Regions from separate parts of the Homo sapiens genome. Here region 2 is linked to region 1. The links are chromatin contacts, found by Hi-C or POLR2A ChIA-PET in ENCODE. All regions are on one chromosome and are shown on one strand. Each heading gives the region's core, a stretch centred on a gene start or an enhancer-like site at or near the end of the contact. The rest is flanking DNA. Distances are from core to core; before and after follow the strand shown. Region 1 holds the start of KIF19 (kinesin family member 19). Region 2 holds the start of BTBD17 (BTB domain containing 17).

Evidence for each region. Hi-C counts contacts between places; a loop is a spot of excess contacts on that map. ChIA-PET counts read pairs that join two places held with the same protein, here RNA polymerase II (POLR2A). Pooled maps may share reads with other maps.
Region 2: a loop to region 1 is called in a map of posterior cingulate gyrus, with 2.2 times the contacts of the local background. The contact joins the promoter of BTBD17 here to the promoter of KIF19 in region 1. A Hi-C loop is called at or near these places in 4 of 168 maps with a recorded cell type or tissue (head of caudate nucleus, heart left ventricle, pancreas and 1 more) and 8 of 50 pooled maps. POLR2A ChIA-PET finds 5 or more read pairs at or near these places in 5 of 52 experiments (Caco-2, K562, OCI-LY7 and 2 more).

The regions. Positions count from the first base shown.
Region 1 is chr17:74,323,399-74,328,165 of GRCh38, forward strand. KIF19 (kinesin family member 19) reads left to right here and starts at 2,828. Exons shown (of 20, transcript NM_153209.4): 1 at 2,828-2,990. The coding sequence starts at 2,952. RefSeq lists a silencer at 2,643-2,862.
Region 2 is chr17:74,359,787-74,364,721 of GRCh38, forward strand. It overlaps BTBD17 (BTB domain containing 17), which reads right to left and starts at 2,082. Exons shown (of 3, transcript NM_001080466.2): 1 at 1,949-2,082; 2 at 183-459. The coding sequence starts at 2,033. RefSeq lists silencers at 1,774-1,823, 1,904-1,953.

The DNA of each region.
Region 1 (4,767 bases), core at 1,578-4,077:
GGAGATCGAGACCATTCTGGCTAACACGGTGAAACCCCGTCTCTACCAAAAATACAAAAAATTAGCCGGGCGTGGTGGCGGGCGCCTGTAGTCCCAGCTACTCGGGAGGCTGAGGCAGGAGAATGGCGTGAACCCGCGAGGCGGAGCTTGCAGTGAGCCAAGATCGCACCACTGCACTCCAGCCTGGGCGAAAGAGCAAGACTCCGTCTCAAAATAAATAAATAAATAAAATAAAATAAAGGGGATGGTGGTTTAATTGACAAAACCCAAAAGTCAGGCAGAGGACATTGTTTGAGAATATACCTGACTTTGTGATGAGTCTTCGTGTAAGATGGGTGGGGACTTGTTACTTAGGAGCTTCTTATTTATTTATGTATTTATTTATTTATTCTTGAGATGGAGTCTCACTCTGACGCCCAGACTGGAGTGCAATGGCACGATCTCAGCTCACTGCAACCTCTGTCACCTGGGCTCAAGCAATTCTCCTGCCTCGGCCTCCCGAGTAGGTGGGATTACAGGTGCCTGCCACCATGCCTGGCTAATTTTTGTATTTTTAGTAGAGACGGGGTTTCACCATTTGGACAGGCTGGTCTTGAACTCCTGACCTCAACTGATCTGCCCGCCTTTGCCTCCCAAACTGCTGGGATTACAGGCATGAGCCACTGCGCCCAGCCAAGAAGCTTCTTATTTTTACCCATCAATCGCTATAGGCCCAGCGCAGTGGCTCACATTTGTAATCCCAGCACTTTGGGAGTCTGAGGCAGGAGGATTGCTTGAGCTCAGGAGTTTGAGACCCTGCCTCTACAACAATTAAAAAAAAAAAATGAGCCAGGCGTGATGGCATGCGCCTGTTGTCCCAGCTACTCCCAAGGCTGAGTTAGGAGAATCGCTTGAGCCCAGGAGGTTGAGGCTACAGTGAGCTGTGATGGCACCACTGCACTCTAGCCTGGGCCACAGAGTGAGACCCTGTCTTGAGGGGTGGGGAGGCAGAAGAAAAAAAAAGAGAAAGAGAGAAAGACCTTGTCTCAAAAATACAAAAACAAAAACAAAAAACACCCCACAAAAACAAAAATAACTATGGGGCATTCTGGGTGGGACTGATGCATGTGGAGGAACAGAAAAGAAAAAGAAAAATAGTGACAGCCCAGTTGACCAGGGGCCTGTTTGATTGATCCAAATAGGTTCTTTTCAGGAGCCTAAAATGCAAGCACAACACACCCCTAAAACTTACCCGATTCTCTTTCGAGAGGCTGAGGTGGGAGGATTGCTTGAGTCCAGGAGTTCAAAACCAGCCTGGACAGCACAGTGAGATCCCTGTCTCTACAAAATACAAAATGTTAGCCAGGCGTGGTGGTGCGCACCTGTAGTCTCAACTACTTGTGAGGCTGAGGCAGGAGGATCACTTGAGCCTGAGGGATTGAGGCTGCAGTGAGCCATCCATGATCGTGCCATTGTGCTTCTGCACTCCGGCCTGGGTGACAGAGTGAAACTCTGTCATAAAAAAACAGAAACAAAAACAAAAAACCCGACCCGATTCTTGTCACAGTATGCCCATTTGCAAACTGTCCAGCCTACAGCCTAGGCCAAGGAACAGGACAAAACCTGGGATCCCGGGCAGGAGAGTTTGGTTTCCACCAAGTTTTACTTGGTTTATCTATTTATTAAACCCAAGGCTGACGGCTGCTTCTTGCTGCTGTTTATTAATAACGATTCCCAACACAGGCTCCTCAGGGGCAGCCGGGGAAGCCAGTCCCAGGGCACAGGCTGGCATCACACTCTGCCTCTGAGGGACCCCAGGCAGTCTGAGGCAGCCCTGGGGACATGAGTGCTTCCTTTCCCAGCCCCTTCCCTGGAAAGTGAAACCCATCGTGGCTTCCTCTCCCAGTCTTGGGGCTGCCGGGCTCAGCTTCGGTGGGGGCAGAGGACACAGAGGATGGACATCAGAATTGGGAGAGGCTCCAACATCCCCCAGGAAACTGAGGCCCCAGGGAGGCAGGAAAAACCAGCTCCAGGTGGCTGGCCGAGTTGGAGGCGGAACTGGGACCAGAATCCAAGTTTTCCCAGGGCCTCCTGAGGACAGGAACCTTTCCCCTGTGTTCCCTGGGAGTGCAACCGTTGTTATTGTCGCCAAGAATGGAGGCGGTAGCGTCAGACCTAGACTTTCTTGCACAGTATTGTGGCTCTTCCAGCAGCAGGCGGGGAGCCAGCAGGGCACACGGACCCAGCCATCGTGACCTAGATTCTGGGTTCAGGGGTAGAGACTTGTTTGCTAGTGGGTCGCACTGAGTCAGGCTCTTCTGTAGCACACCCCAGGTAACAGAGGTGCTGGGCGGCCTGAGCAAAGGGACAACTTTTTGCCACCCATGCCAGTGGGCAGTGGGTGCAGACACTCACAGCACAGGCACCTGCTGCGATGCACGCGGCGCCCACGGAAACCCGAGGCTGCCAGCCGCCGCCCTGGAGACCCCAGAGACAGCGGCAGATGCGTGTGCTTCAAGGGGCAGCGTGGCTGCTGGGGCGCTCCCTAAAGGGCAGTGGCACGGGGTCGCGCCGCGAGCAGAGGGGCGCGGGTGGGCGCGCAGGAGTTAGCGAACTGACACGGAGGCGCCAGGCGGACGCACGGACGCACCGAGGGCCGCAGGGCCGCACAGCCGGGCACACATCGTCGCGCAGCGGTTCAGGCTCGGGGGCCTCCTCGGCGGAGGCGGCCAACTCTCACCCTCAGCGCGGGGAGGGGCGGGCGCCGGGGGCGGGGCGGCGCCGTCCGGGCCCTCCCCCTGCCCCGCCTCGGGTCGGCGTCCTTAGCCGCTGGCGCGTTGTTGGTTTCGGGTTGTCAGGCAGCGCGCGAGGCGGCGGGCAGCTAGCAGCTGGCGGACGCGACCCGGAGGCGGTGGGGGTGCGGCTGAGCCATGCCCGGTGGCGCGGCCTGAGCCCCTCCACCTGCTGCAATCATGAAGGACAGCGGGGACTCCAAGGACCAGCAACTCATGGTGAGACCCTTTTAGACCCTCCTCCCCACCCCGCTCCGTGGTCTACTTCAGTCGGCCTCCAGCGACAGAGTCCTGTCCCCTCGCCGCCACCCCACTGAGAGGACAGGCAACGACCAGGGCCGGGACTCTTCAGAGCAACTTTCCCCAAGTCCTGCAGGATGGGTGTCAAGAAGGGACCATGGCCTTTTTAGACTTTCCTGAGCCTGAAAATTACCCCAACTTCAACCCCACCCCCACCTTTCCACCCTCCCATTGGGAGATCCCGCCCCCAAAGCGTGCGCAGATGAATCTCGGCTCTCTCATCCAGAAACGCCAGGGGCAGGGAGGGCTTGACCTAACTGCCCCCAGAAGGAGGGTGGCGGTTTCCCAGTTAATCAGAGGCTGCTCCAGCCCTGGTGAGGTCAGGAGTTTAAAGGGATGTGGGGGTCACCAGTAGGAAGACAAGGGCCCCTGGTGTCAGGATGGGGCCCGGAGTGCCTGGTTCTTGGGCTGCAACACGGATGCTGCCCAAGTCCGGATTCGAAGTAGTTCAGAGAAGTGCTAGATGCAGCTACCATGGCCCCACAGAGCCCTGGGGCCTGGGACAGATGGGGAGGTGAGAGTGGGGGCTGTGGAGGGGAAGGTGGAATTCCTGATCATCAGTGGTGCCTGGGCCAGAGCAACAAGGGAGATGACTCAGTGACCTCGAGGCCACCACTAGGCTGTGGGTGGGTGGGTGTCTCTCTCAGCAAGCCCCTTCCTCATCCCCTAATTTTTGAGGTCTGGGGAAGGGCCCTCATCACCAGAAGGTGGGCAGTAAGGTAACTGGAGGATAATGTTGCTCCCAGAGTCCCCTACCTCTCAAGGGTGGGCTTGCTTCTCTGAAAGGAGCCTCAGCTCCAGCCCCCAAGCAAGCCCTGGGCTCTAGGACATCCTCTCTGGCTTTTTAGAATGTGTCTCTTTGAAAATCACTGGCCTTGGCATGTATTGTGTGCCCCGGGGAGCAGGGATGAAGGGTCCTCCCCTCCCGCCAGTGGAATTTGGCTGAAGATGCCACTAAAGGTGACCCGTCAGGTAGTGTAGTTCCCTCTGAAAGTGCCTTTTGTTTTGTTTTGTTTTGTTTTTCTTTTTTGAGACGGAGTTTCACTTTCTCACCCAGGCTGGAGTGAAGTGGTGCGATCTCAGCTCACTGCCCCTCAAGTTCAAGCGATTCTCCTGCTTCAGCCTCCCGAGTAGCTGGGATAACAGGCATGCACCACCACGCCCAGCTAATTTTTGTATTTTTAGTAGAGACGGTGTTTCGCCGTGTTGGCCAGGCTGGTCTCGAACTCCTGACCTCAGGATCCGCCCACCTCGGCCTCCTAAAGTGCTGGGATTACAGGCGTGAGCCACCACGCCAGGCCTGAAGGAGTCTTCACTCGGCCAGAGGGCCGTTCATTCTATCCCCACACCCAGCAGCTGTTGCCCTTTGATCAGCACAAGACGTGCTCCCCACTCCACCCTGTTCTTTAGGGAGATCCACGCACAGGATGAGACCCATTTCACACTGGCTGGAGGACAGGCAGATGGGGGTGGGCGCTCTAGGTGACACTCTCCTCGGTGTAGGAATGTGGTCACAGGCTGTTGGGATGATGGGGGACATTCCCTGCTCCATCCCACCTACCAGGCCTCATCCCAGAGCCGTGCCTGCACCTTCCTCTGCAGCACGTCATTCGCGGAAACACAGAGAGGCTGCTCCAGTGCCAGGGCCCCAAGTTCAAGCCCAGGGGAGCTGCGAGTGTTTTATTTGGGCGTGAGG
Region 2 (4,935 bases), core at 832-3,331, 36 kb after region 1:
CACGGGCAAAGACAGGGAGCTGTACAGTGGAAGAAGGGATGCAGGGGTCACTGTCATCCCAGTGATGTCCGGGGAAATGGACATAACAACCTCTAAGGGCCTGGGCTTCCCTGACCCTGTAGGTGGAGGAGCCGGGGGCTGAGGAAGGGATGAAGCCATCCCCTAGTCTTCCGCGTCCCCACCTGATGAACTTGTCGAAGACAGCGGCGCAGTCCTGTGGCTCCTGCAGCACCGCCTCGCTCTGGTTACTTAGCAGCTCCAGGAACAGCTCACTGTGCAGTCCCAGCAGCAGGCGGTGGGCGTGGAATACCCGGACCTCATCGGTGCCCGCAGCCTGCACCCGCAGAACCACATCGCTGGCGTTGCCCTGCCGCAGCAGCTCCTGCAAGCGCTGGAGCACCGCCTGGGAGTGGTTGATGGAGGTGCCAGCTGCCTCCCCGCCAACATCGGCTCTCTGTGCTGCAGCAGGAAGGAACACAGCATAGCCTGAGAAGGTGCCCGGGCCCAGAACCTCAGTCAGGGGTGGAGAGGGACCAGCTGGAGACATATGCATGGGTGTGAGCAGAGGGCAAGGTGGGCCTAGGCGGGTTGTATGTGCATACCTGTTTGTGCCCACGAGGCGCGTGGATGCATCGGTGCACATACAAACGCACCCTGGGTGGGAAGGTCATGCCAATGCAAACCCCAAGAGGATGCTCTTGGAAGGGGGTGCATTCAGGCAGGGGGAGGTTGTGCTCAGGTTTAGGACAACATGCCCAGAACTCATCTCCATGCTGCCAGCCCCCCAGGCAAGGGTTGAGGAAACTCGTGGTCCCACCCTTCTCACTTCCTAAAGAATTATCCATCTAACCCCTTGGAGCAGTAGTCAGAAGTGGTGCATTCACTAACAAATATTTATTGAGCACTTACTATATGCTAGACATTCTCCTAAGAGCTTGGGATGTGGCAGTGGACAAAGCAAGCCAAGTTCTTATGCTCATAAAAGCACGAATTGACATATCAAACGGGTAAGACACACACAAATAAGCACTCCAGTTTTAAAGGAGCCAGCCAGGGAACCAGTGTCAAGGCAGGCTCCAGCCCCGCAAAGGCCCTTGAACGGAATGGGCCTGGGGTACTGGGAGCAGAGAGAGCATTAGGGAGGCCACAGCAGTAGCAGGAGAGAGGGGCGGGTGTGAGACGAGGCTGCGGGTGTGGAAGGGAAGCTGTTTTCCAGGCCCAGCCCTGCCCTCTTGGGTCCTGATCTCTGAGACAGAAGCCGATTTTCTGGGGTGGCCAGCAGGGGACAGGAGAAAGTGCGAAGGGCCAGCTGGTGCTGGAATAGAACTTCCTGGGTAACTGAGCATTGAGGCTGGCCAGGCCGGCCCTTTGCTTATGCTCCAGGATGCCCCGACAGTCAGATGGGGATATGCACTCAGTTATAGAAACTGTCAGCAGCTTTCCCAAGCCGAGAACAGCGAGGGGAGCCTCGCAGAGGGAGGCGGGCGGGGGCCTGATTGCAGCAGATGGGCCGCAGCCACATGTGCACGCACAGCACATGCAGGCCCGTGGTGCACACAGGAGAGAAGGCTCACACAGGAGCAGAGCATCTGTGCATGAGAGAGGGAGGCCGAGGGACAAAGGGAGGGTGAAAGAGAAGCGGGTAGTATGTTTCCCAGCACGGCCTTCCCCAGCTGTCACTTTGAAGGACCTGAATGCTGATGGCGTCCCCATTCAGCCTCTGCCCAGGACAATGGGCAATGGAGGGTCCTCTTGTCCTTAAGAGCCCTGCCCACCTGCCTGCCAGGCCCCTCCTTCCTTCAGACAGATGAGTCCGTGGAGCTGTCCGGTCCACCCCGTGCTCTCCCCAGCAGCTGGACACCGCCCCCTCCTGGCCGGCCGCGTGCAGCCAGGGCTGGGACGACCTGCCGCTCCACCCTGCCCCGCACCTGGCCCACTGCCCGCTCACCTGCATGGGTGACCAGGCCCACCAAGGTCAGCATGGCCCAGAAGCTGCCCCAGGACCCAGGCTTGGAGTAGCCTCTCCTAGGCATCTTTATGCTCAGCCCCCAAGTCCACTGGAGGGACGGTGAAGCCCAGACCACTCTGCTCACATCCCTCTTCCTTATATAGGATCCGGCACAAGGGGACGGCACCCCCCTTCCTGCTTGGCCTCCCTCCCCCACTCAGCCTCCTCCATGGATTGGTGGAAACTGGCCCCAGCTGTTGCCCAGGCAACCACTTAAGCCAGAGAGCGGCAGCCCCGGGGGCTATTGTGCTGCCTGTGGGCCCCCAAGGGGAACAGATCCGGAACCCTCCTCCCCCAATCTCCTTACCACCCAGCAGGGCTAGCCGTGCCTCTCCCTGGAAAGTTTCAGGCTCTCTGCAGAATAGGCGAGGGGCTCCAGGACCACTGGCAGCCATTGGCCTGAGGGTCCCCAGTTCCCTCCCCCAACCCCAGGCCTCGGCCCTGGCACAGAGCACACTTGGCAGCGTCGTGCCTGGAGCACCATGGTGAGCCGGCTGCAAAGGAAGGGCCTGGAAGAGGAAAGGAGAGGCGGCTGAGGCTCCCACCCCTCCCCCACTCCCATTTTGGGGTGGGGCAGCTCCTCAGAGAGAAGCTCAGAGATCTCTCGAATAGGGGCCCATGGGCAACTGATGTCAGTTTCATATTCTTTGTTGAAGAAGGTTCCTGGAATGCTGTGGGGAGGGTGATGGGCTGGCAGGAAAGTTCTGTGGGGACTGTGACTGTCGCCTCCCCCAGGGGCAAGCTGAGCCAGGTGGCAGGGCTGGGCATAGAGCAGATGCACCCTGCCCCGTGCACCACTGCATGGGTGACCCCTGCCCAGAGCGGGGCTGGCCACCTTCTAGCTCTGCGCTCCAGCCAGCCCAAGGCTGGGGACTGTCTGCCCTGCTATTTCCTGACTTGAATTCTCCTTCCCCAAGTGGCCTCAGGTCTCTGGGTTCACCTCCTTGGAAGGCTTGTTTTACCAGCTTCTGTCTTATTTCCCACTGTAATTTTTCCTTTTCCAGGCTAAGGAGGCATGCTGCAGACCTGGTGTTTCACTCCCAATGTAAGGAAACTGAGGCAGGGAGCTAGGTTGCAGTCTCAGTTGGGTTAGTGCAGAGGAGTGCTCTTCTAAAAACAAAGGCAACAGAGAGAGGAAAGTGAGTCTGGAGCTCAGCAAAAGCGCGCGCGCATGTGTGTGTGTGTGTGTGTGTGTAGGGTGGCATGCTGTGAGTCCTCACCTTTGCAGGGAGCCAGCAGGGTCTGCCCCAGTTCTTCGTGGGAGGGACTCCTTTGAGCTTGGCTAACCGAAGTGGGTGACTCCCAAGGGATCTGACTCCGAGGCAGGGCTCTAGGTTGGGGATGAATTAAATCTTCCTCTCCCTGGCTCTCTGGATCCCAGGGGCCAGCTCGATGCATTGATTTCTGCCTCTGGCTGGCACAGAGACCCAGCAGCTCCACCCCCTCTCTGGAGCCGCAGAGAGAGCAAGAACTGGGTCTGGCACCTGCCTCGTCCGGGTTGGCAGAGTTGGAGCTCTCCAGCCCAGCGGAAACCCCTCCAGCTGCCCTGAGTTTCATGCCTGGCTCCCCTCGTCCAAATCCACTATCCCTTGCCCACTGGCTGCCCGCCTGCCCTTCCCATGGGCTGTACCATGTCCTGGCTCAACCCAGCAAGTCCAAGTCTCCATGCAGCAGGGCAGCCCTGGTCCCTGAGGGCATCCCAGCTTCCAAGCACAGTGCTTTCGATAGGAATGTTATTGATGATAAGAGAACCCGCTACTCAGAAAACTGTCGTTTGATATTTGTGCCTCTCAACTCCAGCCTCCTTCAGCCTCTGCATCAGTCATTCTTTGTTTTGTTTTGCTTTTCTAGAGGCAGAATCTCTCAGTCACCAAGGCTGGAGTGCAGTGACACAATCATAGCTCACTGCAGCCTCAAACTCCTAGGCCCAAGCGATCCTCCTGCCTCAGCCTCCCAAGTAGCTGGGACAAAGGCAGTGCCACCACGCCTAGCTAATTTTGTGTCAGTCATTCTTGAAGGGTAGCCACCTGCATTAGAATCTCCCATGCTCCACCTTGGAACCAGGATTTTCAGGGGCAGGGTCTGGCTGTCTGTATTTTCTAAGTACTCCCAGACAATTGTTATACGCACCCCAAGACAAGCGCTACCTACTAGAGCTAGATTGGTGGCATTTCAAGTGTGAAGGAAGCTGGGAGGCCCTGGATCATCAAGAAGACCCGGAAGAGTCACCTCTGACTCCCCATCTCTGACAGGCCCCACCTCCCATTATTTCTAATCTCCCTTATCCCTGGCCCTCTTCGAATGATTTAGAAACTAGCTTTCCACATAGAGGCATTCTCTGTTCTCATTTTCTTTTTTTCTTTTTTTTTGAGACGGAGTCCTGCACCATTGCCCAGGCTGGAGTGCAGTGGCACAATCTTGGCTCACTGCAAGCTCTGCCTCCTGGGTTCACACCATTCTCCTGCCTCAGCCTCCCGAGTAGCTGGGACTACAGGCGCCCACCACCACGCTCAGCTAATTTTTTGTACTTTCAGTAGAGACGGGGTTTTACCGTGTTAGCCGGGATGGTCTCAATCTCCTGACCTCGTGATCCGACCGCCTCGGCCTCCCAAAGTGCTGGGATTACAGGCGTGAGCCACCGTGCCCGGCCTCTCATTTTCGTAACAGAGCATTGCTGGAGTGTGTGTGTGTGTGTGTGTGTGTGTGTGTATGGTATGCATGTGCACATGTGTGTATGCAGTGCGTGTGTGTGCATGTGCCTATTTATATGTGTGTGCGTATTGTGTGTGTCCATGCATGTGCGTGGTGTGTGTGCATGCATATTTGTGGATATGTGTGTGTGGTATGTGTACATGCATATGTATGTGTGGGGGAGTGTCCTGGGGCGGGAGAGAGGAAGCCAGGTATTTGCCCTGAGCCCTTTTTTT